Regions from separate parts of the Mus musculus genome. Here all the other regions are linked to region 7. A link is a loop called in an ENCODE intact Hi-C map of the cell type or tissue named here. Cell type or tissue: left cerebral cortex. All regions are shown on one strand. Region 1 has its middle 92 kb from the start of Gm33944. Region 2 holds the start of Slc8a1 (solute carrier family 8 (sodium/calcium exchanger), member 1). Region 3 overlaps Slc8a1 (solute carrier family 8 (sodium/calcium exchanger), member 1). Region 4 has its middle 120 kb from the start of Gm34211. Region 5 overlaps Gm34265 (a long non-coding RNA gene). Region 6 holds the start of Gm34265 (a long non-coding RNA gene). Region 7 overlaps Slc8a1 (solute carrier family 8 (sodium/calcium exchanger), member 1).

The links. Hi-C counts contacts between places; a loop is a spot of excess contacts. Peaks named below come from ENCODE experiments on the same cell type or tissue, not always from the same donor. Only the 100,000 strongest peaks of a DNase experiment are listed, where the experiment ranks them.
Region 1: a loop joins it to region 7, with 4 times the contacts of the local background. A loop is called at or near these places in 9 of 42 quality-filtered maps.
Region 2: it touches region 7 in a loop (5-fold over the local background); 4 of 42 quality-filtered maps call a loop at or near these places.
Region 3: it touches region 7 in a loop (2.6-fold over the local background); 9 of 42 quality-filtered maps call a loop at or near these places.
Region 4: a loop joins it to region 7, with 4 times the contacts of the local background. A loop is called at or near these places in 5 of 42 quality-filtered maps.
Region 5: it touches region 7 in a loop (4-fold over the local background); 7 of 42 quality-filtered maps call a loop at or near these places.
Region 6: it touches region 7 in a loop (2.8-fold over the local background); 6 of 42 quality-filtered maps call a loop at or near these places.

What each region holds. Positions count from the first base shown.
Region 1 is chr17:81,191,214-81,195,213 of GRCm38, forward strand. No RefSeq gene overlaps it. Among named protein-coding and RNA genes, the nearest start is that of Gm33944, 92 kb to the right of the region's middle. In left cerebral cortex, a CTCF peak has its summit at 2,407 (motif pointing right); DNase peaks (open chromatin) are centred at 2,434 and 3,026; H3K4me3 peaks cover 742 bases; H3K27ac peaks cover 645 bases.
Region 2 is chr17:81,735,688-81,739,687 of GRCm38, forward strand. It overlaps Slc8a1 (solute carrier family 8 (sodium/calcium exchanger), member 1), which reads right to left and starts at 2,700. Exons shown (of 11, transcript NM_011406.3): 1 at 2,622-2,700. In left cerebral cortex, no CTCF peak of the experiment used is centred here; DNase peaks (open chromatin) are centred at 2,080 and 2,825; H3K4me3 peaks cover 1,473 bases; H3K27ac peaks cover 1,165 bases.
Region 3 is chr17:81,478,616-81,482,615 of GRCm38, forward strand. All of the region lies in intron 2 of Slc8a1 (solute carrier family 8 (sodium/calcium exchanger), member 1), which reads right to left. Among named protein-coding and RNA genes, the nearest start is that of Gm33944, 200 kb to the left of the region's middle. In left cerebral cortex, no CTCF peak of the experiment used is centred here; a DNase peak (open chromatin) is centred at 1,983.
Region 4 is chr17:82,740,295-82,744,294 of GRCm38, forward strand. No RefSeq gene overlaps it. Among named protein-coding and RNA genes, the nearest start is that of Gm34211, 120 kb to the left of the region's middle. In left cerebral cortex, a CTCF peak has its summit at 2,354; DNase peaks (open chromatin) are centred at 1,089 and 2,332.
Region 5 is chr17:82,855,946-82,859,945 of GRCm38, forward strand. All of the region lies in intron 4 of Gm34265 (a long non-coding RNA gene), which reads right to left. Among named protein-coding and RNA genes, the nearest start is that of Gm41629, 14 kb to the right of the region's middle. In left cerebral cortex, a CTCF peak has its summit at 1,774 (motif pointing left); a DNase peak (open chromatin) is centred at 1,772; H3K4me3 peaks cover 728 bases; H3K27ac peaks cover 1,055 bases.
Region 6 is chr17:82,956,055-82,960,054 of GRCm38, forward strand. Gm34265 (a long non-coding RNA gene) reads right to left here and starts at 441. Exons shown (of 7, transcript XR_877010.2): 1 at 256-441. It overlaps Gm4601 (a long non-coding RNA gene), which reads left to right and starts at 632. Exons shown (of 3, transcript XR_385810.1): 1 at 632-1,200; 2 at 3,276-3,537. In left cerebral cortex, CTCF peaks have their summits at 1,573 (motif pointing left) and 2,690; a DNase peak (open chromatin) is centred at 1,567.
Region 7 is chr17:81,664,597-81,668,596 of GRCm38, forward strand. All of the region lies in intron 1 of Slc8a1 (solute carrier family 8 (sodium/calcium exchanger), member 1), which reads right to left. Among named protein-coding and RNA genes, the nearest start is that of Slc8a1, 72 kb to the right of the region's middle. In left cerebral cortex, a CTCF peak has its summit at 2,154 (motif pointing right); DNase peaks (open chromatin) are centred at 2,149, 3,166 and 3,564; H3K4me3 peaks cover 1,566 bases; H3K27ac peaks cover 1,231 bases.

The DNA of each region.
Region 1 (4,000 bases), 470 kb before region 7:
GTTGGGGCTTGAAGACGATTCTTTGACTTTTTAGGGGTCGCCTCCTTCCTTCTTAATGCAGCATTTCTTAGCTCTCCTAACTCTGCGACCCGTTAATACAGTTCCTTATTGTGCAGTGACCCCCAGCCGTATAATTATATCATTGTAACTTCACGATTATAATTTGGCTACTGTTATAGATTGTAATATAAATATCTGCCACGCAGGTATCTGCTCTGTGATCCCAAAGGGGGTCATGACCCACAGGTTGAGAATCACTGGTCTAAACCTTTATAATGATGTTAAGGATGGCAAGGATGTGTGGTAAAAATGATGTGAAACAAACCACGGAATATTCCAGCGCATTGCCTGGATGGCTGATAGAGCCCATGAGCGCTTGAGTCTCTTGCGCATGCCCGGTACAGATGTTTGCTGCCTTCCAGAAGCCTCGAAGCTTCCGTTCCCTCGTAGAAGCGGCAAGTGCTGAGAGGCCCAATAGAATCTTTCAAATCATTATTCAGTTTTTAAAGATGATGCACAGGACTCATATTTCTGTGAGAAACTGACAATATGTAACGACAGAATCAATAAGTTATGTATCCTGGGGGTAGCCCAGGATACGTAGCCAACACACACAGGCACACAGTTATTTGATACTTTGGTTCATATTAGAGTCTTGGAAGTGACCACGTACGTTTTATACATTATACATGGTTAAAAGTGTCTCCATCGACGCTCTTTCCCTCTTACAGCATTTCTTTCACAGGGGTAGGCGGCAAGGTTGTATGAGTCAGCTTTTTTTTGTTTGTTTGTTTTGTTTTGTTTTGTTTTTGGAGACAGGGTTTCTCTGTGTAGCCCTGGCTGTCCTGGAACTCACTTTGTAGACCAGGCTGGCCTCGAACTCAGAAATCCACCTGCCTCTGCCTCCCGAGTGCTGGGATTAAAAGCCTGCGCCACCACGCCTGGCGTGAGTCAGCTTTTTACACGAATGTTTAATGGAGGTGAGCAATTGCTTGCAGCTGCACATATTGAAGAGGTTTATTTCTCTTCTGGTAGGGGACAAGATGATTTGCCAACTGCATTGGTTGCTCCCATGTTCTTGAGGATGAGTTGGTCCCACTGCACTGCATGGATGCTTCCTTCCCTCTCTGCTTCCTTTGGGCTTTCTTCCTCACAGGGCATCCTAGAGGGGCTAGGCACTCAGATTTAGTATCTTCAGAAGGGCTTTACCCATGTGAGCATAGGAAGCCAGCAGAACTGGGCTTTGGCATGAAGATAAACACGATCGCTTTCCTAGGAACAAAGACGGCAAGTCCAACTGAACAACAGAACATCTCTCGGGAAGTAATAGGCATAGTTCGAGAGTACAGGTGTTGGTCTAATGAATGCTTGGATTCATCACTGGGATTCTGATAGGATACTTAGCCAACCTATTCATATTTGATTGAAAATTTCTAAAGAACAAACAAACAAGTCTCCCTTGCCCCCAACCTAGTTCCATTGTTGTCTGGGAGGCAAAACAAACTTATGTCTCAGAATGTAGCAGTGACATGAATGTTCTAGAAAGATGGTAGGAGAGGAATTGATTCTGCTAGTGCCGATAGAATCATGAGTAGGTAGGTTGTTTTCTCCTAAGACTGGAGTTTCAAAGGTTGGGCTGTGCCTGCACAGAGGGCTTGGGTACTTAGGGAGCTGTGTGGGGAGCAGGCCAATGCTGTGGGGGATATACAACGCAATCCCTCAGCTTTGTGATGCCTTTGTTTCCTGTTCTAGAAACATGACGGGAAAATACCCATCTCATACACATTGAAAGCAACACACACTCCCTGGTATATAACAGAAATAGGATCAGGGCCTCAGAAAGTGATATAACTGAGTGTATAATATGTTTTGTATGAACTATTTCTGTTATTAGGTGTAAATTTGAAGCATTTAATTCATACCCAAGAAAGTCAATGGAAGATAAAATGTCATTTGAAAAATATGAAAAATGTGAATTTTGGCAGCCTTCTCTTGCACATTTTATTTGTTACAACAACAACAACAACAACAACAACAACAAAACAACAGCAACAATGACAACAGGGATATTTTCGTAAAGTTGCTTTTGATGAGAATGCTAAATCACCAACCAAAGAGTACACATGGAGGGACCCATGGCTCCAGCTGCATATGTAGCAGAAGATGGCCTTGTTGGACATCAATGGGAGGACTGGCCCTTGGTCCTGAGAAGGCTCGATGCCCCAGTGTAGGGGAATGCCAGGAAGTGGGTGGGTTGGTGAGCAGGGGAAGGGGGGATGGAATAGGGGGGTTTTGGAGGGCAAACCAGGAAAGGGGATAACATTTGAAATGAAAATATATAATAATAAAAATATATTTTAAAAAAGAGACTAGAACACTTGGACAGCTGGTATTTGTATGGCCACTAGAGGGCAGCGTTGGCATTGGAATAAGGGATGATTCCGCATCTTCAGTCTGAGAACCAAGCTTCCTCTGAAATGCAGACTATTGCAGAATTATGATATATACAATGACTTGATGCAGTGGCTTTGCATTACAGGAGATACTACGCGATCGGAATTGGACCCTTCTGTGTTACCGGCAACATGCATTTTGAAGGGAATCCTTCAGTCCTGGTGGCTGGCATTGTGGGATGGGTATTTCAGGCTCCAGATCCACTGGCACTTGAGGGATTAGAAAGGATTTTTTCCTTTTCACTTCACCAATTTCACTTTCCATTGCAAACTGCAGGAATCTGAAGTTTTCCAGTGCAAACACCTTTCCTTTATCTTCACACAGGTTAGCTTTTCACTCGTCATGTTTCCGGGGCACTGCCGCAGAGGTTATTCTTGTTATCTTTGTTTGATGCTGTGGGGTAGCTGGGGATGCTGTCCTCATGGCCTTTAATATATACAGTAACATAAAGTCCTCATGTGGTTTTAATCACTTTCTTGCTTTGCTGGTGGAGCTGGGGCTGAGTTGCACCTGCAACCACTCAACTGACCGAGTCCAGGATGAGCTACATGTGTGGTTTCCCTTCCGGACTCTTCAATCTCCAGGCTGCTTCTAGCACTGCCCCGCCCAGACCTTCAGACTAGAACAGTATCCAGGAAACGATATTGAAAAGCATACCAAGAAAGAATATTTTCGTTTAAATTTTTATGCGCGATATCTTGTGAAGAATGTCACTTTATTTTTAAACTTGAGATTGGTTTCTCAAAATCAAAGCTTGACAGGAAGCTGCAAGAGATGCTGAGGAGGAAGTCCACGGATCCTCTACCCAGCTCATTACAGGAGCAACATCTTGTACAACCGCAGTACCATACCTTGACAGGAATGTTGCTATTCCTGTTTCTCTCCCAGTACTACATCCTTCTGGTACTGTAATAATTTTGAAATCAGACCAAGTCCCTTTAAGTTTGTTATTTTATGAATTGTAATAGCTATGGTAATCATTTTACCTTTCTACATAAAATTTAGAATGTCTACATGCATAAAAGTATTGTTAGGACTTTGACATTCAAGCAAACCTGTCTATTTGGGAAGAATAGTATCTCCGAGGTCATCCACGAACATCACTTATTTTCCCATTTATTTACAGCTCTCAGTGCTTTGCTCGTCCTGGAGCAATTTTGGTTCCCAAGTTCTATCATGGTTTGTTAGGTTTGCATCTTTGAATTTCTTCGTTGGTTCTGTTAGATAGTAGTCACTGGTGTTGTGTTTGTTAGTATAATGGATATAATTTATTTTTATGTTGAGATTCTATGACTTTGAAAGACACTTATTAGCTCTTAAAGGGTTTTAATTTTTTATAGCCATGTTGGCTCCCTTCTTTCCTTCCTTCCTTCCTTCCTTCCTTCCTTCCTTCCTTCCTTCCTTCCTTCCTTCCTTCTTTTCTCTCTCTCCCTTTCTCTCTCTCCCTTTCTCTCTCTCCCTCTCTCTCTCCCCTCCCTCCCTCCCTCCCTCCCTCCCTCCCTCCCTCCCTCCCTCCCTCCCTCCCTCTCTCTCTCTCTCTCTCTCT
Region 2 (4,000 bases), 71 kb after region 7:
GAGTCAGGAGCTGAAGCAGAGTACATGAGGCACACTGGTTACTGGTTTTCTCTACATGTCTTGCTCAGCCTGGTTTCATATGAAGATCAATATCACCTGTCCAAGTTAGCACGGCCCCCAACCCTGTCAATCATTAATCAAGAAAATGCACTACAGAGTTGCTTGCAGGCAATCTGATGGAGGCATTTTTTTAACTGATGGTTCTCTTAGATAACTGTAGCTTGTGTCAAGTTGACAAAATAAAATCATAGCACTTTGACCTTTCTCCTTGGGTTGGATATCAACCTTAGAGCGAGATGGTGTGCATTCATGCTCTAGGTAAAGTTGGAGGGAGGCAGTGAGGGATAGATATGATCAATATAAATAGTATAAACATATGGAACTTCAAATATATGTCACAAATCAGAAGGACAAGGAGCTTGATTGTCATTAATGTTATCTACTACACATAAAAATAGCAGCCAATCATTTCTATCACTTAAAGCTGTTTCCTAGATTTGTTTATCAGGGGGACAAACAGGCAACAGACATTTCACAGGAGTGTGAATTTGAAGTGTGCTTGGAGGTTTGCAAATGAGAGAGAAATTGCCAGCAACAGGTATGTATTGCACCTCTTCAGGACTGCTGCCAGCATCAGCAGCCTTTCTAGGACCCTTCTATATACTGAGACCTGGGAGGGTTCCTGCTGTGCTGTTTCTTTCTGAAAGCCAGCTGGTATGTGATGTTTAGTTAAGCATTTTAGAGCCACTCTTTTGTTCTTTTCCAGGCCTGTTCCACTTTAGCTAAAGTTACGACAGCTATGCTCTGTTAGTAAAGAATGTACAACCTCTTGCTCTTCCTCACCTCTCTCCTCTTCTGCTCTCCTTTCCTTCCCTTTCCTCCTGTCTTCCTCTCTCTTCTTCTCCTCTCTTCTCCTTGTCTCCCCTCTCCTCTCCTCTATTTCTTTCTTCACCATCCCTTCCCTGTCCCTCTCCCCTCCCCTCTCCATTTCTTTTACTTTTCTTTCCCCTTCTTTTTCTTCTTAGATTTCTCTTTATCTCTCCCAGAATATTAGTATTCTTTAGTACAGTTTAACCTACCTTAGAAGGAAAAATGCTAAGTGCAAATATGTTATAAATTTAATGTATTTCCAATGTAAATGGATAGATTAAAATAATAGTTTAGTGCAAATTCCATTCCTTAGTTCTGTACCCTGATAGTGATATTGTAGCATTGAAGCAAAACCATATCTTTTCTTTCCCTGCGTATTTTGTTTGTTTAAGTGAAGTGAAATACAGCTTAGACAAAAACCACTATGTATACTTCCTCTATATTTGTCAAACCTTTCCCCAGAAATCTAATATATCCAGAGAACATTTCACTGCTCGGCGTTGCAAACTATACTTATTCATTCATTATTTTCCATGTTATATTTGTCACCAGAGAAAGCCAATCGTGTTACATATTTCTGCCCTCCCTCAACAACATGTTATGTCACACAACTGAAACCTAAAGTGGGGAGTCGGGTCAAATCTGACTTGATTCATACACACATTGTGCTTCACAAGATAAAGCCAGAGCCTAAATTTTATCATCCTTTATAATAATTATTTCGGTTTCATCTTAGAAAAAAAACACATGTATTTTGTAGGAAATCACACCTTATGATCTCCTTCAAAACTTTTATGAGTGTTTGGCAGATATACTTTGCTCACAGTATTGACAGAACTCCTTCGTTTAATGACCACAGTTTGGCAGCTCTCTGGAATGGTATTTCAAAATGCAGTGAACATGATTGGCTGGTTAACTGGTTTTCCAGAAACTGAATTAGTCATAGAGCAGCTTGTGTTGTTACCCTTGTCTTGATGTACGTACTTTGACCTTGAATTCCTGAGTGGGAGCTTTTCCTATTCTGGTGCAAGCCACTATTGTCAACGTGTGACTAAGAAAACCATGATGACATTTAGAAGGACTTTCTTTCCAGCGGTTAAGACTTTGTACCTCTACAATGAAGAATGAAGAAAAAGTGCCAAGAGTACCTAGAAAAATGCAGGACATATAGCTGGCTCTAGCCATTTTTGACGCACATGCGACATGCTTGTGAGAACGGAACCCGAAATCTTTAAACAGGATGTGACCAATCTACGAGCTGCTGAGAAAAGCTGAAAAACTGACTTCAGTTGCTAAAAATAAGAATGCCTTTTACCAACCTTCCCTTGTTCATCCAAGAAGAACTAGACACAAATGTATTTGCTAGCTTCCAATGAACATGCAAGAAAACTCAAACATTGCACCCACCCTACCCTAAAGCACACAGAGTTAAGCAGGGCCTCATGTGGCCCATCCTATAACATGCTGGCAATATTAAGGAAAAACTAGGTTCATACAAATCCAAATGATGGGTGACCCAGGAAAAAGAGTTATAATTTGCCAGCCAGTCTGGGTTGTTACTTTCCCTCAGCAGTTAAACTCCCCTGCTTGGTGTCAGATACCTCAGTCATCAGCCTCAACCTCAATCTCAATCTCTCTCTAATTTTTTTTTCAGAAATAATTTGGCATCCTCCCCTACAAACATCAAGGGCTCTGCTGGGAGTAGCCGCGTATCATCTCTTATGTAAGTTTCATAAAAGCTTTGCACCTACCTCTGTCAAGCCGTCTCTGTCTGCATGGGCTGGATGAGAAACCGACCAGCTCTGAAGGCTGCTCCAGATAGACCAGAAAGAAAGGACCCGGGGAGCCTGTCCTTAGTGTCTCTAAGCATGGCTGCATAGCTGGCTCTTAGCTTATCTGTGCCTTTCGGCTTTCGCTTCCATACATGGACCTGTTCCCAACACTAACGCCAAGCTGTCGAGAAAGCTATCTGGCAGCTCTCAGGCTCATCCGACACATGGGTGATAAAAATACACATATAGACATCCTTTCAGCCAGCCCGTTTCCCACCCACAATTCTGCCACTACACACGCTTACAAATATGCTTTAGATTGGCAGTCGTATTCTCCGGATTTTGGCGTACAATCAATTTCTACCTGATTCAAACGCAAAGTTTGCAGGGTGTGGGCTTGCTTGATTCTGGCTGCTTACCAGCCTCTTCACACTGAGAGACTTAGTAATAAGATGCTAATGGGACCTGAGAGACATTTATTAAATGAATGAATGAATGAATGAATGAATGAGTGAATGAATAGTAGCTGAATGAACACTACTCCCTTATTGCACTACATGTGAATTACTAATTACTAGGTTTATTCTCGAGACATTTATTTAACTGGAAATGGTTCTTAACCCTCTCGATGATTCACCTTAAAGGAAAAGCAGAAGGCCAGAGATGTCAAGATCTCTCTGACAGGAGAGGAGGTGTTTTAGGTTATTAGGTGGCAGGTGTGTTAAGCTAAGACTTGGGTGAGAAAAAAGGATTTAGAAAATGTTTTTACTGTTACAGAACCCAAGCCTAAATGAATAAGAATTGTTAAGCTTGTTCATTATCACTGATAGGCTTTTGTGGCATACTACTCTGATTTAATCCCTAATCAGGGAATAAATCTTGCCCTGACAAGTAGAGAGGGGGCCTCTTAGTGGCATGAAGACTGAGGCTCTTTGTTTTGTTTGTTTGTTTTTTTAACTTATTTGTAATTTAGGCTTTCATCTTTCAGGTTTTGTTTTAAAAGTGGAGTTATCCCTCTTACTCTCAATGTCTCTAATATGCGGCACTAATCCCCGGATTCACTCGTTTTAGTTAAAAATCAATTTTATTGCTTCTCACTAAGGGTAATTTCTGCGGGTGATATATGCACATGCACATATACTAAAATACTCTTAAATCTGAATTGGTTTTGAAATTCCTATTATAAATTAAAAAGGACAAGCTGGTATATGGATGCCTTCATCCAATCCCAGCACTTGGGAAATGGAGGCAAGAAGCCCAGGACTTTAAAGTCATCCTTAACTACACGGCCAGCCTGGGCTGTGGATAGGAGAGCCTATCTCAAAACAAACAAATAAAAAAGAAAGGAGCATCAAAAG
Region 3 (4,000 bases), 190 kb before region 7:
TTACAGGGAGGGAAGACTACAGAATTCCCTCTAAACCAACGAGTCAAGTTGGGGCATTGTCCTTAATGCTTTCACTCTTCTTGCACATGTATGCTGTCTTTAGAATTCCAGGCCCGTGGTGCTCAGAAGCTGTTTAGATGATTTCTTAGTCACACATTGCCACAGGCCTCATGATGGATCATGTTTATATATGTAGAGGCTTAGAGGAATATCTGGAATGGGAATCTTGGCAGTCGAAAGGCTGGTCTACTTTTGTGGCTCAAGGTCACATCATCTGCATAATCCCACATGATCTCAAGCCCTTGTTTATTATAGACTCTAGGTAGACCCATGGCACAGGTCTCTCACTTCACATAAAACCAATTTGTAAGATTGGCTCCTTAGATGAACTCAAAGGCCAGCTAAGTTAGGTGTTTGTCCCTTGTCCCTCCTCAGACAGATAAGCATATTCCAACCACACTCCATGGTCCTCGCCTCCAAAACCAATGTAAAGTCTCTCTGGTCCTTCAGGGTCCTATCAAACTCTTTGGTTTTGACGTTTGAGCGTTTCCTGAATGAAGGTCTGACAGTGTGTTGATATGTAAGCCTTTCCGACACTTTATTTCTTGATCTGAACTTTTAGTGAGCTGTTATGTTAATGAATCTTCTTTCCATACCTCTAGTTTCTTAGATGGTTCTCTTCTTTTTGTTATTCACATCTGGGTAGCAGCGAGAGGTCATCTTTGGAAAATTTTCTAGTGCTGTTCTTGGTGTTCTTGAGCACAGAGAATTTCTACTTTACAGTAAACCAGAACCCCAAACCTCTACCCTAGGCATACATTAAACTAAATAGAAGATTAACTCACTTCACTCATTATGGCTCCTGAAAACATTACCTTGAATACTATAACCAAAATCTTGATACATAATTCTAATTTCAGCTACTTATATAATATAATTGATAAGCTTATCTAGATTTTTCTATATGGCCAAAGAACTAGGGTTAAAAGGTGAAAAATAGCATTAAGTTACCACGTGATAAACTTGGATTGTGTTCAAGGCCAACATTTCTGTGTTCTGAAATAAAATTATAATTAATATTGTACAGTTTGGAAAACACATTGTGGGAAGGTGTGTCTTTGCATCCAGGCCTCCAAGACCAATCTTAATTAATTAATTAATTAATTAGTCAATCTCAGTAAGGTACTGAAGAGACAAAAAAAAAAAAATCTTCAGAATGCCAGGGGAAGCTGCAGCTAACCTGCAGATCTTTTTAATGCCAGCATGTCATTAATGCAGGTTTCAATTAAGAGCCACTTTGGATCTAAGTTTCAATTATCAATATTGCTTCCCTCTGCTGCTGATTAGAAGACCAGAGTCGGTTGGCTTACATGAAAACAACGCATCTCCTGTCACTGGCTGTGCTTTGCTGAGATAAGCTCATTACAAATTGTGTGTAATTACCACATTGTGAACGAGGGAATGGCAATAAATTAGGTAATCAAAACAGCGTTTTCAAATAAGCTGTAAGCAGCTTAAAAAAATAAAAAAAAAAAAAGAGAGCATTTCTGAATGACAAATTTGGCATGACCAGGTAGGTTAAAATTACCATTGTACATTATTATCTGTCGGATTTTATGTATTTAGAGCCAAGAGGAAGCCCGCCCTCGCAGACCTTCACCTATGTGCTTTCCCGATTGTGGATGATTGCATTTATCTAAGGAACTGCACGCCATGTAAAGAATGAAAACATGCTTCGGGGAGGGAAAACTAATTAACTTCCTCGCACAGAGGTTGGTAGGCCCTAGCTCGTGTACTTTTAATTTCAATAGGACACCCCTGTCCTTGGATGAAAAATGCTGACTGGCGTGTTCTGGGACTCTTAGCTCACCCTAAGGCCGCTGAGCAGAGAGCCCTGGCTGTGTGCCCAGCTCCTGTGGCAAGGAGTCACCATGAGTGCTTCTTTCAACTTACGCTGAAGTCTTAACAGAGAGAGCACCACGTGCTACGGTATCACAGGAAATAGGGCTTTCCCTATGAAACCTCATACATCGAATCTCATTTCCATTTGCAACGCTTGACTGGCCCTTCCCCCACCCCCATCATATAATCCCTATAGCCACAGAAGATCTCCCTGGAGCAGTTAAGGAGGGCAGGGTGCATGTTTGCCTCTTATAACTTGGGGGTGCCCAAGGGTGCTCCCCTTTTGGCAGGAATGAGACAAAGGGCTATGCTGTGGAGGACCTTCAGGGATGTGTGGATGCAAAAAGGAGGAACAATAAATAACAAGAGAAAGGAAAAAGCAAAGCGAAGAAGCTCCCCCCCCTTTTTTTTCCCAGGGAACTGAAACCCAACAACCAGCTGAAGCACGGAGCAGGCGGGGCATTGGTTCATCCCGTCTGCGCACAGAGAAGGCGATGTGTATGGTTCAGCACAGGGTTCTTGGAAGACATTTCAAAATATTGGGAACGTTTTCCGTAGCCCCTCAAAACCCCGTAAGAGTTCAATGAGGGGTATTACGCATTTTCTCTTGCAATCAACGTTGGAAAATAATTGCAAAGAAATAGAAATTTGACTGATGTCTGAACACATCCTAATTTTTCCTACAAGGATACTGTCTGATACGTAAGAAAAAAAAAATCCCATATTCAAAAAGGCCTCAACCACAATCATTACAAGGTTATATTTTTAGCTTCTTCCTATCATGATTAGCCTCTTCAACAGAGTAAAGTTCTGCTAAAGTAATTTAATGTATGGACACTGTGTTCAAATTTTAAAGTTTGAAACTTGTCATAAAGAAATCAAATCACCATCTTAATTAGCTTTCTGAGGTCATGACGTATGTCTTAATTATATGAGATCACTTGAAAAATGTCATGTAGTGGCAATAGAAGTTGGACAAAAAAAAAAAAAAAAAGCCTGATATATCTTATGCCAAAAGTTATAAAGGGATTTTATTGAATTATCACAGCAAAATTATTTTTCTTGTTTGAATATATCTTCTTGGGGCTTTTTGTTGTTTTGTATTTATTAACTTTAATCTCAGGCAACTGAGCCCATTTTTTTTTCTAAGCTCATCTCACAGTGTGAAGCTCTGGCCTAAGAAGGAGAGTAGTGGCCAAGCAGTTTATATACTCAGCCTTGAAGAAAAGGGAGAAAAAGGCAAGTTAATGGAAGTGAAGGAAAACAGAGCTAGATGAAGGGGAAGAACAGAGAGCTAAGAAGAAAACCCAGAGAGAAGGAAGATGGTAAAGACAAGGTGGGATAAATTTAGTTGTCTAGCTGTCGGGGCTTCCATGGGAATGCCAACTATGACAGCTGAGACACCTCTGACGGCTCTGTCACCTCTGAGCAGGGAGACAGCAGCACTATTTTTAACAAAGGTCATTGGGGAGTCATGCCTAGACATTACCATTTGTGCTCCTTGGGGTGGTTCCAACCTGAGCAGCATTTGGGCAGAGATCTGAGAGTTGCGTGCCACTCAGTAGCCAGCTAGCCAGCTGACCTGGAGACAGGCGAAGTCTCATTTTCCTGACAGAGCAGCACTTCCATTAAGAGAAGGAAGGGCGCTCGGCTATTAATTTCTGCTAACTCTTAACCTGGCCAATGAAACACATGCATGTGCAACTTTGTATCTATTTCAGGGCGTGGACGCCGGGCCCTTGGAGATCGCTGGTTGGCTCTGAGCTCTCTGTTTCCACGCCACTCTCTTGGTTCTGATCTCTTTGTTCATTCCTTTTCTTGACAGGCTGCCTGATGGGAACACAGCTGGCCTAGGATTCTAACAGACTCAGAGCAGACAAAGCAGAGAAAGAGCTTGTGAAAGCCTCTTTCTTCTTAATAGTTATTCTTTTTCTTTCCTTAAAGAGAACATCTGAGTGCTTTTAAATGTTAGGCAGTGCTGTTTGATTGCTTTGGCTTTCTGAGAAAAATTTAAACTCCCCATTGCTCCTTGATAACTTCTTGTCTCCTCAAGGTTTCAGAAATCACCAGGGAAAGGACACGCCCATTTATAGCTGGT
Region 4 (4,000 bases), 1.1 Mb after region 7:
GAGTGTATTAGAGTTCACACAATGAAGCTGCACGGAACAATGTTACAAGCCTTGTCCTGACACAGGCAAACATTTCCCTTCCTGGAAGAACATCTGTTAAACATAGTAATCAGAAGCCTGTAAGGCTTTAGTACCAAAGTTATGATTTTGTATATGTGAATTGCAAGAATAATAATTATTTACAAAACTTCCTGGAGAAGTGGCTCAGTGGTTAAAAAGCCCTTGCTACTCCTCCAGAGAGTCAGAATTCTGTTCTGGGAACCCACTTCTGGCCACTCACAGCTGCCTTGATCTCTGCCTCCAAAGATTAAATACTAGCACATACACACACAAATAAATTTCTTGAAAATAGCTATTATTTATTATTTTGCTTCCTTGTTATTGAGATTTATGGGTAATTTTTTTACACACTGTCGAATAATTAACCTTATAAACTTAGATGGAGTTATCTGTTGCTTCTACAGTCCTTGGCTTTTCTCATATATAGAAAGATCATCACCATCTCTAGTCAGCAGTTTTGAATATTTGGATTGTATAAATCTTGTTAATAAGTAACTGCTTTTTGACTATTAGTTCAGCTTACTCACGGTAATGATGTTACAGTTGAAAAATTTCTTTATAAAGTATTTTGAAATAAAAATGCTTCTAATTTTAGATATTTATATGACTTGGTTTTAAGTGCATTTTGAAATATTACTATGATTATATCTATCCCTCCTATCATATTCCCTATCACTTTTCCTTTTCAAATTCAATCTGTACTTTATGTTCATAGCCCACTCATTCCAGTTAGTGATGTCCATAATGCATGGGTATGGGCCATCCACTGTCAGATAGGAATCATACTAGTGGCCATCCTCCAAAAAACACTAATTCTCTATCCTCCTAAAATGTTAATTTATTTTATTTATGTATATGCCTTGTAGAGAGAGTGTGTGTGTGTGTGTGTGTGTGTGTGTGTGTGTGTGTGTGTGTGTACATATGCATACACATGTGTGCATGTATATACAAGTGCCTGGGGAAGCAAGGACAGAACATCATATCCTTGGAACTGGTGAGACAGTTGTGAGCCATCCAATGTAGGTGCTAGAAACAGAATTCTCATTCTCTGAAAGAGCAACAAGCGCTTTTCACTGCTGAGGCATCTGTCTAACTCCCAATTTAACTTTCTCAGGGCCCAATCCACAATACATGAAACAAATCCTAACTTTGTCCATCTGACTTTTTAACTGAAAAGAGATCTTTTTCCATATAGTATACTCTGATCAGAGTTTCTCTTTTGATGCCAAGATAGTACTGGTCTTCAGATTTCCTAAAGTTACCTAGTCTGAAATTTATATAAAAATATATGGGGTAGTCCATCACCACTTTGTTAAAGTGGGGTGCTTGCACTTGCTCTTCAGCTCAAAAGAAAATATTCTCTTAATTTAAGCAAACAAACAGTGGTTTGCATAGAAATAAAAAAGCATGTTTATGACAAATTTTTCTTTAGGTCATATTATATCTTAACTCGTAAAATTCCCTAAAAGTTGCATAATCCAATATCAGTTCAATCTGATTTGTTATTTTACTTGTAGCATAGTTACTGTTCTATAAACAGTATTTCAGTGAAGGAACACCATGACCAAAGGTACTCTTATAAAAGCAAGAATTTGGGGGTCTTGCTTACAGACTTAAGGAATAGTTCATTTTCTTTATGACAGGAAGCAAAAAGGAAGGACAGTGGAGCAGTAGCTGAGAGACTTACAATCTGAACCATGGGAAGAGCCCAGAGGCAGACACATTGGGTCTGGATGGGCTTTTGAGAACTCAAAGCCTACTGTCTAGTAATATTCATCTGCCAACCAGGTCACACCTCTTCCAACAATGCCATACCTCCGAATCCTTCCCAAACAGTTTCACTGAAGAGGAAGCATTCAAACAAATGAAACTATGGGGCCATTCAAATAACCACAACTTTACTATGAATATGTTCATCATTTCTACTGTGTGTTAGTAAATCCAAGCTATCTGGCATCAAATTTGAAATCTCCACATATATTTTAAAAAAAGAAAAAGAAAAAAAAAAACCTATGTCTCATTTTTTCAATATGTTGTTGACATAAAAGTAAGCAGACTCCTTTTTTTCTCTCTTTCAATGTAGTTTATACAGAAATAAGCAAGCTTTAAGTTTTCTCTCTCTTATACCACTACAGTCCATGCAAGCAGAATGTCATGAAACAAACACAATGATGGCCATTTTGCTTTTGCTTTCTCATTTTTCTCTTGAACCCCATAAAAAAATGAGCTTTAATTCCATGCTTTTCCTACTGTGGACAAACCCTTTCATTACTTTTATTACATGGTACTGCCACCTATGGGTCCTACACATAGAATACATTTTATTTGGGAATAAGGAAATTTAGAATTTTAAATGTAAAAGTTCATCTGGTCCTCATCGCTTATTACAGATGGGAAATTCAAAGCTTGAGCTTCTAATGATTTCAGTATAGGCAAAGATTCATTAAGAATTAGGCTGAGTAATCACCATACTTTCATTTACTTGTAAATGGGACCTAAGTTTACATTTTCTCTTTTACAATATGAGTAACACCATCAAATTCTTTATATCTAAAGATACATTGCCTTGAAGGTATGGAAAGGCAAGCTATTCTGAATGTTTAAGACAGTAAACTACTTAAACACCCTTGCTTTCATTAACTAATTAATTTTCTTATTTTTCTTTCTGGAGTACTTTAAAGAATAAGGCAAGACCTTTGTATTTGAGAAAGTTTAAAATACCACTACCACACTAAAGAACAACATTATGTAGAAAACTTAGGGAAGTGGTTTTTTTATAGGTCACAAAAACTGAAGGATGTGTACTCTTTGTAGTCCTGTCCAGATGGCAGGGTTTAAGGTACAACATAAATGCACAATGGCAAATTCTGATGGTAGCAGCTACTCGGTGTTGAGTAGCAAGAAATTCCAACTGGAAATTCAAAAATGTTTATATTTACTTTTCTAAAAGTCCAACTCTAATGAAACATGTGGAGCCCTATCATTTAGAATCATGAAGAAATGTTTTCACTGCCTTTCCTGCCACCAGACATCCCATTACTTCCCAGTTCTGTTAACAGAGTGGCATCACTTTGACAAGTTAATGTCTCTGAAAAATCAAGGCATTTCATCATTATTTGACAACAAATGCCAGGGTTAAAGTCTATGTTTTAAAAACTGAAATTAGCAGAGGATCTACCCACACGCTCACACCTACCCACCCATTTGTGACCTAGTTTTGAACAGTTCCCTAAGTTCACATGAAGCAAGGCAATGATGTGGGAGGGAACTACTCTGAGAGAATGAAAATCGAGGTAATTGAGATGCTGAGAGAGCCATAATGCACAAAGTCATAACTCGTTCCTTTTTGTATTTGTCTTCCAAGAATTAACTGACGAGAAACCATTACTATATGTTTTTCAACTTCCAAAGATCATTTATTTCAGAAAAGTTATTTGCTAGATATGCTGAGCCTAAATATCCTAATTTTAAATTAACTTTGTGAAAAGAACGTATCTTACCATTCACTCCCCAACATATGCAAAATTTATAACTCTTCATATAAATAGAAAGCAAATCATTTCTCAATGGATTTTAGCAAGAATATATTCTCATTGACTATTTCATTGAAAAGATATGAAATTATGTGAAACTGTGTTTGAATAAATGTGGCTACCTTTTACTAGCATTTCTTGAAACCATAGTAACTAAAAGCAGTTGTAATTAGCGTTTAAGAAGTGCCTACTAGATATCAGAGAGGCTGCATTGTGATAAGCTTGGGAAGCAACATCATTGTTTTTCTAGAGAGGATTAGTGTATAACTAAGTAATAGAATGGTTACCTACTATGAAAAAAAGACCAAAGGTCTTATTCCCCATTCTAAGAGTTGGGGCAGATTACAGAGTTCTGGATGAGATACTATAAAGAATGGCCCATGTAAATAGTGCTTGGTCTGTGGAAA
Region 5 (4,000 bases), 1.2 Mb after region 7:
CTTCTGGCCTCTACCGAGTGAGCTAATTTAAGAGACTAAATGGAGGATGGGAAGGCACAAAGAGACCTTACTTCTGGTCCCCATTCCAACAGCCTTCAATTCACAATATTCAGCAAAGCACCATAATGTGGAATCTTGTTTTCTGAGTCCCAGCACTCTAGATTCCGAATCCCCCAAAGAAGAGACTTTATTCCCTAGTAGACAACTCTAAGCTCTGAACAAGCCTGTCTCCTGCAGAGAGCTCCATGAAGCTTGCCTGGAGCCTCACCTCCTCTCCCTCTGCCTGTAGTGTCTCTCCTGCTCACAGCAGAATGAGACAGTGCCCCATAGTATTCTGTTCCTAAGTCAGTGTGTGACCAGGAGCGTGAGATACTTGATACAGGGATTGCATGGTGTCTCGGTGCATCAAAGCATGCTCCCTCTGCTTCCATGTCCGGTTCAGAGAAGAGTTATTAATGGTAGATTGGTCCTGATCCTATATAGGAAAAACATTAACAGACCTGCTCTGGGGCAACCTTGTGGCCGGAGCAACACAAGCTTCATTTGCAAAAGGATAATAGTGGATACATTTATTGTTGTTAGTAACCAGTGGAGGTTACTAACATGTCCAGAAGAAATGGAGACATCGTAGAAAAAAGGGGTGGTGACACAGATGAGGGAACGTTATATTTAAAGACAACAGAGTTACTGAGATTTGGTAGTGAAACAAGAAGTCAAGAGAAGTAAGGTGTCGGGCATGGATCTTGGAAATCTGGCTTGCAAAACTGAGTATGTTTTTGGCAGAGCTACTGAGGTGAAGGACCATGAGACAGGGCTCTCTGGGGCAGTACAAAATGAAGCAAAAAAGAAAGGTGGACTTTCATCTATGAGGCACGCAGGGTGAGGAGTTCTGGGTATCCTCTTGAAGAAGCCATTTGACCCGCATACCTGTCGCAGGGAGAAGAGCTCATGCAAAATGACAAGTGACTTTAAAAGGCAGTGGAGTGAGAAGGATGTCGTTTCTATCGGCTCTTTCTTCCCAGGCTCTTCTCGACCTCTGCCCTTCTCTGAGACCAACCAAGGGAGAGAAGATAAGATCCTATAGAGATGATCCACTGAAGCAGAGAGAATTGACTGTGTTTTCAAATGGCAAAACCCACTCTCCCTGTGTGCAAGTGAATTATCACAGGAACAGCGAATGGATTTGAACACCACTCCATTACTTTCACAGGCGTTGTCTATCACCTTCAAGGAGAGAGATTTTTAAACAGCGACTGCATCATGTTAAGACCGAACTTTTTCCCTAGCCCTAGTAAATTTCTCTGACCCTGCAACACAGCTGACCTCCTAGATGCAAAGCAAGCATTTCTAGGTGATTAAACACATTGGTAGTGAGGCCTTTGACCACACAATAGAACAAAGTAATCAGCCTCCAGAGAGATCAAAACCACAACCTTGTCTTTATTTGATCGTCCTGTCACAGGAGTGCTCAAGGCAGACAAACCCTCGCCGTCCCCGGGCTGCAAAACATTTTATTTCCCTTCACATTTGGAGGGTTGCTGATTTATTAAAACGTGCTCAGCCATTCTAAATAAGCCACTGGACAGAAGGGAAGCAAGTAGTGTTCCTATAAATTATCAAATGGAAAAAGCTCTTACAAAACCTGCGGAGGGCTTGAGCGATGGCAGGTACCAGGTCCTGGAATCCACCTTGGAGAGCAAAAGCAGCTCTCAGCTTTGGTCCTGGGGTCTGGGTTGCCTCGCTTAGTGTAGCCACGTGATCTCACTGCCCCCTGCTGGATGAAATGCGCATATGTTTCTGCTTCTGTTACCCCGAGCCTTTCCCTTACACGAGGCTCCTCCCTCATCTTGATTTTCCTCTGTACTCGGGAAGAATTGTGGTACCTGACCAAAGGGTCTTTTGGGGGTTCCATACCAAAGAAAGACAGGTAGGAAAGCATGCACAGTCTGAGATCACTGTGTGAGAAACAGAGGCCGGGGGCCAAGGGAAACAGTCCAGTGAGAGGCTCCCTGCAAGCACCTCCCACACCCCCCAGATTCCAGCAGTCTACATTTCTGACCCCTGAGGCTTTAGGACCACATCTGAGAAACAGATGCCTATGGAAATCCTTTTTAATATGGCCAGGTACGTGTCTCTTGGGGAAGGCAGGTTTTCTGCTTGAGAACATAATGCCTTTATTTCACAGGTCCACAAGCAGCAGGCTTTCTTCTTTTTAAAAAAAAAAAAAATGTCATGGAAATAAGTCTCCCGTGCTAGAGCACTTTAAAAGTTAAAGGTTTAAAGCAAACGCCCATTCTCAGATACCCATCAGCTATCACACCTCCTAGACCAATGGTTCTAAAGCTGGGGGCCGTGACCATCAGAAAACATGGCTATTTTACAGTAGTAAAATTACAGCTATGACGTAGCAATGAAAACAATTTTATTTGGTTGGGGTCACCAGAACATGATGATCTATATTGAAGGGTCACAGCATTAAGAAGGTTGAGAACCAGTGTTTTCATTTTATTTTATCTGCCTCCATGTCTCATTCTATAGACACCGCACACTGAATAGGAAGGGAGTCTCACTACAGACAAGATAAGAACACTAGACCTGGTTCTAGTCTGGAATAGAAAGATGGGCTGCTGGCTGCTGGGCGATGGTGGTCCACACCTTTAATCCCAGCACTTGAGAGGCAAAGGCAGACCAATCCCCGACATCCTGGCTGTACAGAGTGAGAGCCAGGACAGCCAGGGCTACACAGTGAAACCCACTGGTCAATGGTTAATTCCTGAGCTGACAGAGTCCTGGACAGAGGGTCGTTACAGACAGCTCTATCTTTTTGGGCACTGCCTATGATTGCTTCCTCCTGGCAGTTTCCGTGTTTCAAGTTTCACATTGAGGTCTCTGATCCGTTCAGAGCTCATTTTTGTGCTGGGTGATAAATTTGGGTCCAGTTTGTTCTTCTTCATGCAAACATCTCATTTTTCCAGTAGTTTATTGATGATGCTGTCTTTTCCCAATGTGTATTTGTGGCACATTTGTCAAAGATCAGTCAGCTGTAGCTGCATGCAGTCATGTTTGGGCATTTCTGTTGTTATTCCATTAGTCTATCTGTCGGTTTATGGCAATACCATGCTGTTTATTAATCCAACTCTATAAGATATCTGGAATGGTAATTCCTCTACCCTGCCCCTTTTTCTCAGGATTGCTCCAGCATCTTTTGTGATCCATATGAATTTTAACCTTCTTTTTTCTGCACATTCTGTGGCGGATGTGGGCATTTTGGCTGGGACTACATCAAATGAGTTAATTGATTTTGATAGAATGGTTGTTTTCACAGTGTGAGTTCTACCAAACCATGAGCATGAGAACTCCAGAGTCTTCCTCAAGCTCTTTCTTCAGAGACTTAATGGTTTTACAATGAATGTAAAGATGCTACCCTTTGAAACAGCCCATAAAGGCCCACAAGTTTTAGGCTTCGTCACTAGACTTCGGGACCGTTTGAAGTTAATGGTACAATAGAAAATACGACCCAGTGGAAGGAAGTTGGATCTTTGAGAAAACACGCTAAAGAAGGGGTTCTAGAACCCCATGGTCACTAGTTCCTCTCTGTTTTGGTGGTGTTTGGTGGTGATGGTGGTATTGGGTTTGTTTAGTTTTGGGGGGGTTGGGGCTTGGGGGGGTTGTTTGTTTGTTCTGTTCTGTTTGTTTGTTTGTTTGTTTGTTTGTTTGTTTGGCTTTGTAAACATGAACAGATTCCTACCCCAAAGCATTGAGGCCAACGAACCATGGACTATAACTTCTGAAAGTGTGGGCTAAGATATCTTCTCTGATATTTTGTCATAGCACCTACTATTTCAGGAAGTCTTCTGAAATTACCAGATTTTGTATAATCCGGTACCATGTACAATGGATATGTACAGTGAAAATTAATATAAATAAATTAATGAAGGACCAGAGATTGACAGCCGGTTGGCAAAACTGAAAGTAACCCCTTAATGAGCCCATTCCACGG
Region 6 (4,000 bases), 1.3 Mb after region 7:
TAAGGTATCAGCCCTCCTGCAGGAGCTGCAAAGCAGGGTACAAATCGGTGTGGTGGGTGGCTCGGACTGACCACTGTTAAGATCGCTGAGCCGGGGGTGATGGGTATGAAGTCATTGAATAGTCTGACTGCGTGTTTGCTCAGAGTGGGACCGTGCAGTACAAGTATGGACTGCTGCTCGCCATGCTGCTGATCAAGAGCCATGTGGGGAAGGAGCTCCTACAGAACTTCATCAGCTTCTGCCTCCGTTACCCACCTTGCTCCGTTACACAGTCGGAGAAGCACGCAGCCTTCACGAGCTCCTACAGAACTTCATCAGCTTCTGCCTCCGTTACCCGGCCTTGCTCCGTTACACAGTCCGAGAAGCACGCAGCCTTCGCGGAGTTCCAGAACGGCATGCTGGCCATCTCGCCCATCTGCCACAGCGGCACCCTGGAGGAGAGGATGGAGTCCTATGAACAGGACAAGAAGGACCAGGCAGTGGTGGCGCACACCTTTAACCCCAGCACTTGGAAGGCAGAGGCAGGCGGGTTTCTGAGTTTGAGGCCAGCCTGGGTGAGTTCCAGGACAGCTGAGGCTATACAGAGAAACCCTGTCTCGAAAAACCATTTTAAAAAATTAAAAAAAGAAAACGGAGAATATCAGGCAAACGTTTGTGGTAGCCCTTGAGACCAAGTTTGACGGCAAGGGGCTGAGTTTCTCCAGACAGAGCTTCGGTGTCTTCCCAGGAGCTAGGATAAGCCCTATAGCCTCGTCCTGAATGAGGACAGCTTCGACATCATCCACTTCTTTGGGAATGAGCCCAGTCCTTGCGGGAATGACTTTGAAATCTATACAGACCCCCGATCATTGGCCATAGCTGTGGTCTCCCCTCAGGACACTATACAATGATGCAGAGAGATTTTTTTCCCTGGAGACAGCCCACAAGTCATGACAGTGCCTACAGCTGAGCGTTGAAACCTTCGAGGAGCTCTGGCCAAGCTTGAAGAGAGAAGCATGGGATGCCGTGGTTCCCCTCCCTCTGGCCCAACATGTACGGTCATGTGGGGCACCACAACATCCACCTACACAGGACCAGGCTCTGTGTGGCAACCATCCCCAGCTTGGTGGCTTCTGATGAAATGCATTCCTGCACTCTGCTCAGATGGCCCTGGCTTCTGATGCTGCTGGTCTTTGGGACAGAATAGGTTTCATCCTAAAGGTTAGTGAGTGGCATATATATATATATATATATATATATATATATATATATATATATATATATATATATATATATATATATATATATATATATATATATATAACCTTCTAGCCACAAACAGACAAGGGGCAAAGTAGCAGGGAGGGGATATTACTCAAAGGACTTTGCCGCAAATATTAAAGTTCCCAAAACAAAACAAAAAGTGAAAAAGAAAGAAAGAAAGAAAGAAAAAAAGAAAAGTGAATCAGTTAACTCCCGAAGTTCCTTCCACAGGAACGAACCACTGTACAGGGCTCCTTAGCAAGCAGTCAACCCCACTGCCTCCTGTAGATGCAGGTAACTGTGTGGTTTTATTAACATTGTGGGACAATTTCTCCATCTAGTGGCCACTTTAGAAAATACAGCCTCTTCCCTCAGCCTTTCAAGAGCATTATTAGGCTTCTAAACACTGGTATTGTCCGTGAAAACAAAGGAAAAAAAATGATTCTTGAAGAAAGAGAAGAAGAAGAAGAAGAAGAAGAAGAAGAAGAAGGAGGAGGAGGAGGAGGAGGAGGAGGAGGAGGAGGAGGAGGAGGAGGAAGAAGAAGAAGAAGAAGAAGAAGAAGAAGAAGAAGAAGAAGAAGAAGAAGAAGAAGAAGAAGAAGAAGAAGAAGAAGAGAGCATAAAGATGTGCTGGATGTTTTAAGGTAAATTTGGATTAATGAAATTGACTTGGAGAGATTTCTGTGGTATGCTATTGAGTGGGAAAAATAACCAGCCTGCAAATTGTGTGTGTGTGTGTGTGTGTGTGTGTGTGTGTGTGTGTGTGTGTGTCCATGTATCCATCTATCCCAACGTCACTATGAGGATCACATACAATGCTGTGCTTCAGTACTGTGTTATAGGAAGAGTGGGAATGGTGTAACGTGTGTACCACAGCCATGGCAGGACATTTAGTACTCAGTGAATGGGACTTCTGCTCCTGCAATTCCATTGCTACTAAAAGAAGACCACATTTAGGCACCCTAGACTCTTGAGCATTCCGTTTCCAGGATGGTAGACGGGGTCAGATGACCAGCTGTCGCTCAAGTTAGTTAAGACATTGGGCAACTGAATCCAATGGTGCCTGCTTCATCCTAATTCCACGGTTCTGGGAGTTTCTTTCTAATTAATACATCTAAGAGTCAGAAATGCCTCGAGTCCCTGAAGCCCCACTCCACCTCAACACCACCTGGTGGAAACAGAATGACACAATTACACACAGAAGACCTAAAGCTTGGGCAAAGAGAAAGAGGGGAGGCTCTGGAGCTATGTCTCCCTCCCCTCTCACTGCAGGACATTGTACTGCCTGGCAGTCACTAAATACATGTCTCTTGAATACATGTCTATTGGCAACCTTGCCTTCTTCATTTTGCTCTCTATTTAATGAAGATATGACTTGATTCTTGACCTTTGAGAACAGTGAGGTTGGACATCACATTGCAGTACTCCTCCTGACCTGTGCAAGGGACATGCAATTTCTTCTCATCTGCCTGATGACCAGAGTCCTCCACAACCACCAGCGTCGACTTCAGTATCACAGAGGGATTCTTCACAGCTCTCAAATGCAGTCTCATGCCCCTCCAGTGAAGCCCATAAACTCGTAATTAAATTGTACTTTGTTACAAGTAGGACCATGGTGCTGGCATGAGACTCTAAGGACCTCTGAGAGTCACCAGATGTCAGGATAAGAATCTTGAGAAAGGTTTCACTAAAGTAGCAGAGAAATTTAAATCAAACTCTTAGGGAAGTATCTCACCCGCTTAGAACTGCTAGTGGCAAAAGGACATGAAACAGCTTGCTGGGGATGCAGAGACAAGGGAATGCTAATCCACTCTGATGGAGGAGCACATTCATGCAGTATTCATTACTGTAAAATGCTAAAGATAAAAATATACACACTTTATAATGTAAAGAATCTTGAACATTTCGGTAGAAGCTGCCCTGGTCCCTGACACCTTTGTAAGCAGCTCTCCATTAGCCTCACACTATTCTATGGTCCAAAGACAATGTCTTTAAGCATGTCATATCCGCCCTGCCTTTTTATTCTGTTTCAGGAAAACATTGCTCATCTACAGAAGTCCATTTATCTGCTAGCCCCAGAGCCTCTCTGGGAGGCAGGCAGAGCATAAATCACTACGATCGCTACGGCATCATATTCAAAGCAACAACTTTGGAGTGAACCAGGACACACTTGCCAAAGTCACTTCTGGCCTGGGGTACGTCAGTGTGTGTCTCTTCCTCTGAGACATAGGACAAGGGAAGTTGTGTCACAGCAGCAGTGTACGTAGAAAGGTCCAGTACAGAGCCTCGTGGATGGTGAGTGTTCTGGGCGTGATTTCCTTCCTCCACAGATACCATTTGCAAAACACATGAAACTCAAGAAGAACAAAGACCAAAGTGTGGACACTTTGCCCCTTCTTAGAATTGGGAACAAAACACCCATGTAAGGAGTTACAGAGACAAAGATTGAAGCTGAGATGAAAGGGTGGATCATCCAGAGACTGCCACACCCAGGGATCCATCCCATAATCAGCCTCCAAACGCTGACACCATTGCATACACTAGCAAGATTTTGCTGTAAGGACCCTGATATAGCTGTCTCTTGCGAAGCTATGCCGGGGCCTAGCAAACACAGAAGTGGAGGCTCACAGTCAGCTATTGGATGGATCACAGGGCCCAATGGAGGAGCTGGAGAAAGTACCCAAGGAGCTCAAGGGATCTGCAACCCTATAGGTGGAACAACATTATGAACTAACCAGTACCCCCCGGAGCTTGTGTC
Region 7 (4,000 bases):
TGAGTGCTCAGTAGACACCATGGTTGGATTAGTGGAAGGTGGTGAATCACTCACTGGTTGTCTTGCTGTTTTGACTTGATCTCACATTAGATTCAGCAAAGACATTATTTGTAACTTAGTTTGCAATGGCATGGAATCTACAGAGTGATTATCCCATCTTTTAAGATAGCCTCTGATAGAGACATTAATTTTTTCCAAGATCTCTTGAATGTGCAGGGAACTGTTTATCTGAATTGGCATCGAGCAACTGTTGTCTAGGTGACTGGTGGAAAGGTTACAATACAGCGCCTTCAGGATTTTGAGACTGTCAGTCTGCTCTAGAGAAAATACTTTGCCCATTTCTCAGAAGCCTTACAAAGGCTAACTTCTTAAGAAAAGAACCAAAGGTTGCTTCAGGGTAAAACCTTAGTATAGGAATCCACATTTGCCTGCTTCTGGTTTCTCTCCGGTGACTGACCTCTTATTCAAGAGCTCTGCTCCCAGGCCCTTGGCTCCCTACGCTTCCCTATCAGAACAGTCTCAAGAGGGCATTCAGTGGGCAGAAACACAGTTTTAACTCTTCCACTTCCTCTTTGTCTTGCTGTGTCCCAGGTCCTCGGGACTTTTTGAGAGCTGATTGCATAAAGCTTTTCAAATTCACAAATCGACATATACTAATGGCTTGTGTAGATTCACACATAGTATATGTTCACATATTGACATATACTAATGGCTTGTGTAGATTCACACATAGTATATGTTCACATATTGACATATACTAATGGCTTGTGTAGATTCACACAGTATATGTTCACATATTGACATATACTAATGGCTTGTGTAGATTCACACATAGTATATGTTCACATATTGACATATACTAATGGCTTGTGTAGATTCACACATAGTATATGTTCACATATTGACATATACTAATGGCTTGTGTAGATTCACACAGTATATGTTCACATATTGACATATACTAATGGCTTGTGTAGATTCACACATAGTATATGTTCACATATTGACATATACTAATGGCTTGTGTAGATTCACACATAGTATATGTTCACATATTAACATATACTAATGGTTTGTGTAGATTCACACATAGTACCTCTTTGTTGAGCAATACCTCTGCATTTTGTTAGGGATTTGGTCAGAATTCTTCACTCAGATGAGTGACCTTCATACTAATGGTTTCAGATTCTATGTTGGCCAGTGGATAAAGGCTTTGAACCCATGAATGTTTTACCAGACTCAAACAACTTATTATAGATGATGCACTAGCCCTCAGCCACAAAAAGAGTTTCCATGCTTCACTTGTCAGACAGGACATTCCCTTCCTTCTTTGAAAACTGAGCAGGAAGTAAGGATGCCTGTAATTTGAACCTTCTTGTTGCATTCTGGACTAGAAGCACCAAGGACCCAAAAACCAAAGGACAGGTGTAAATGTGAGGGCGAAGCAATCAGATTCCAAACAGAGTTGCCAGGGAAGAGAGCAGTGTGAGCTCTGTGAAATCAAGGCACTCTCTACTTGTGTTCTAAACTCCTTCCGTGAAAGCATACAGTAAGCACTCACCCTGGAAGTCTCCACATCAGACAGTGGGCTGTCACTACTACTCCATGGTTAGTTTAAAGTTTCAACACGATGCACATGTACACATGAGAAGCTAGAGGCTGCAGGAAAGAGAGAGGAAGAATAGAGAAGGGGAAAGAGAGGGATTGCCAGAGGAAGGAGAAAGAGAGGGAGGAGAGGGAGAGAGAGGGAGAGAGAGAGAGAGAGAGAGAGAGAGAGAGAGAGAGAGAGAGAGAGAGAGAGAGATTGAGAGAGAAATAATCCTACTGCATTTAATGAGGCCCCACTGGACTAGCCCTAAGTTTAAATCAAAATCCCAAAGGCAAAAGCTGAAAGCTCACATTTCCCGAGTCTGGTCTATCCCAACGGGTCGGAAAACACCTGACATCTACTTCCCCTACATCTAAGAGACATCTCCCAGGAGCCAGAACCATTTTGTTCAGAGGGAAAAGTGGGAACAGGTAGTGTTGTAACCCACTGGCCTGGTTAGCCTTAGTTGCTACTGAGAATTAGAGCTGGAGAGGTAGACTGTTAAAGGAACAGTGGGGAATCCAGACAGCATCCTGGAATCTAGAGAAAGTCAGGGAAAATACTTGCCACAAGAGGGAGCAGTAGAATTTGGTCAGATAGGTTCCTGGGTAAATGTTCTCACAGGGGAGAAGGGGTTTGCAGTAGACATTGGATCATGAAGTGTGGATGGCAGTGGATGATGTTGAAACACAAGGCACATATCCCTAAGTAGCTGAGATTATCACTTGAACCACGAAATTTTTAACAAAAGCAACGACTGGAAGGAACATATATACAACAGCTCAAGAATATGAAACACGCAACCTGATGTAACATCCTCTTCTCTAAACATGTCTTACTCTATATTTAACTTCCATTCTAGTCTTGTCCTTGCTGATACCTATACCTGCTTCTTGCCTGCATAGCTTTCTCCCTCTACCTTGGGCATCCGAGAGAAAAGACTGGCCTCCTTGAATGGCAACATGAAAACAACACCCTTAAGTCTAAAACTGTGATGTTCACAGTCAAAGGCAAAATACTTTCTTGATGCTGCTGTGTCTTTTAAAATGTTTTTTTTTTCTGTTCATTCTCTTTTTAAAGGAGGAATGCAATTTATAGAAGCCCCAGAGTTCTTCTCATCATTTATTCTGTCCAGGACAGAGATTAAGCACTAAGAGGGAAGGAACCATGCGTTTACTTTGCAAGATAAATAAAAGTCTATTTTCGTCGATAAAAAACATGTTAAATATAGCTCACTAACAAATGCCGCCGCTCTTTTCAACGTAGTTTATTGTTTCAGAACACAGTGAGCTTGAAAGAACAGCTATGGTGATCGGGATTCTTCAGTCCTCAGGGTATCCCTCACCTTCCTTCCCTGTTTTTATTTAGAGTTACAGCACTCACAGTACTATGCTCTTTCCTTCCCTGTCACAGTCAACAGAGTTTCCAGCTATCTCTTAATCTAAATCCACACTGATACTATGGAAACTCTTACGCAGCAACAGTAAGGTCTGCAGACAAGTAAGGCAGCATGAAGCACACAGCCCACCTCTGCCTTTAGTTCACTCCTCTCTTCCCAGCCCTGGCTGATCACTCCGAGGACACTCGCATCCTTTGCTGCCTCTGGTCAGTGTGGCAGTGGATAATGGCTTATCTCTCTTCACCTTTTTTCACTTTCCTCTCACTCTTTTTCTAGAGACCCAGTTCATTTCCAATAAAACACAACAGCCATTTTAAACCGGGGCAGGGGGAGGGGGGAGCAGGCCTCTCTTTATAGGGTAGATCTTATTTAAAGTGCCCAGAAATCCAAATGGAACACTTTATTGAAGCAGGCAGAAATTTGTAAAATGGCTTAAGAAAGCCCATCTCACTGAAAGCAGTGGTCCTTCACTGCCAACTCCCTCACACAAGCCCAAAGATGGAGCAGGCTCCTTCCTTTCTTCCTTCCTTCCTTCTGCTTTCACACACCAGGCTAACCTTCGCAAATTAAGCAAGTTTAGCAAACCCAGAGAGCAAAATCCTGGTAACACAGGATTTGAAAGAGGAACCTAAAAAGGCAGCCATCCTTCTTCCGGCTTTCTGTTCTTAACAAATGAATGAAGAATCTAGATTCATCCCACTCCCACTCCCCCTTTTTTTTTCTGCAGAAGAGCTCTAAGAGAGGAGGTGTGTGTGTGGTGTGTACTTTGTGTGTGTGTACTTTGTGTGTGTGTGTGTACTTTGTGTGTGTGTGTGTACTTTGTGTGTGTGTGTGTGTGTGTGTGTGTGTGTGTGTATTAGTGGGGCATACTTTCAGAATTTCCTCCAGGTTGCCTCCCCCTCCTCACTCCCCCACAGCCCCCTTCAGAAATCTTCACCCAGCAGGCAGCTCCTGGGCTGTAGATGTTGTTCAGCTGTTCCTATGTGATGTACTCGGGCAGTCCTTTGAAGCAG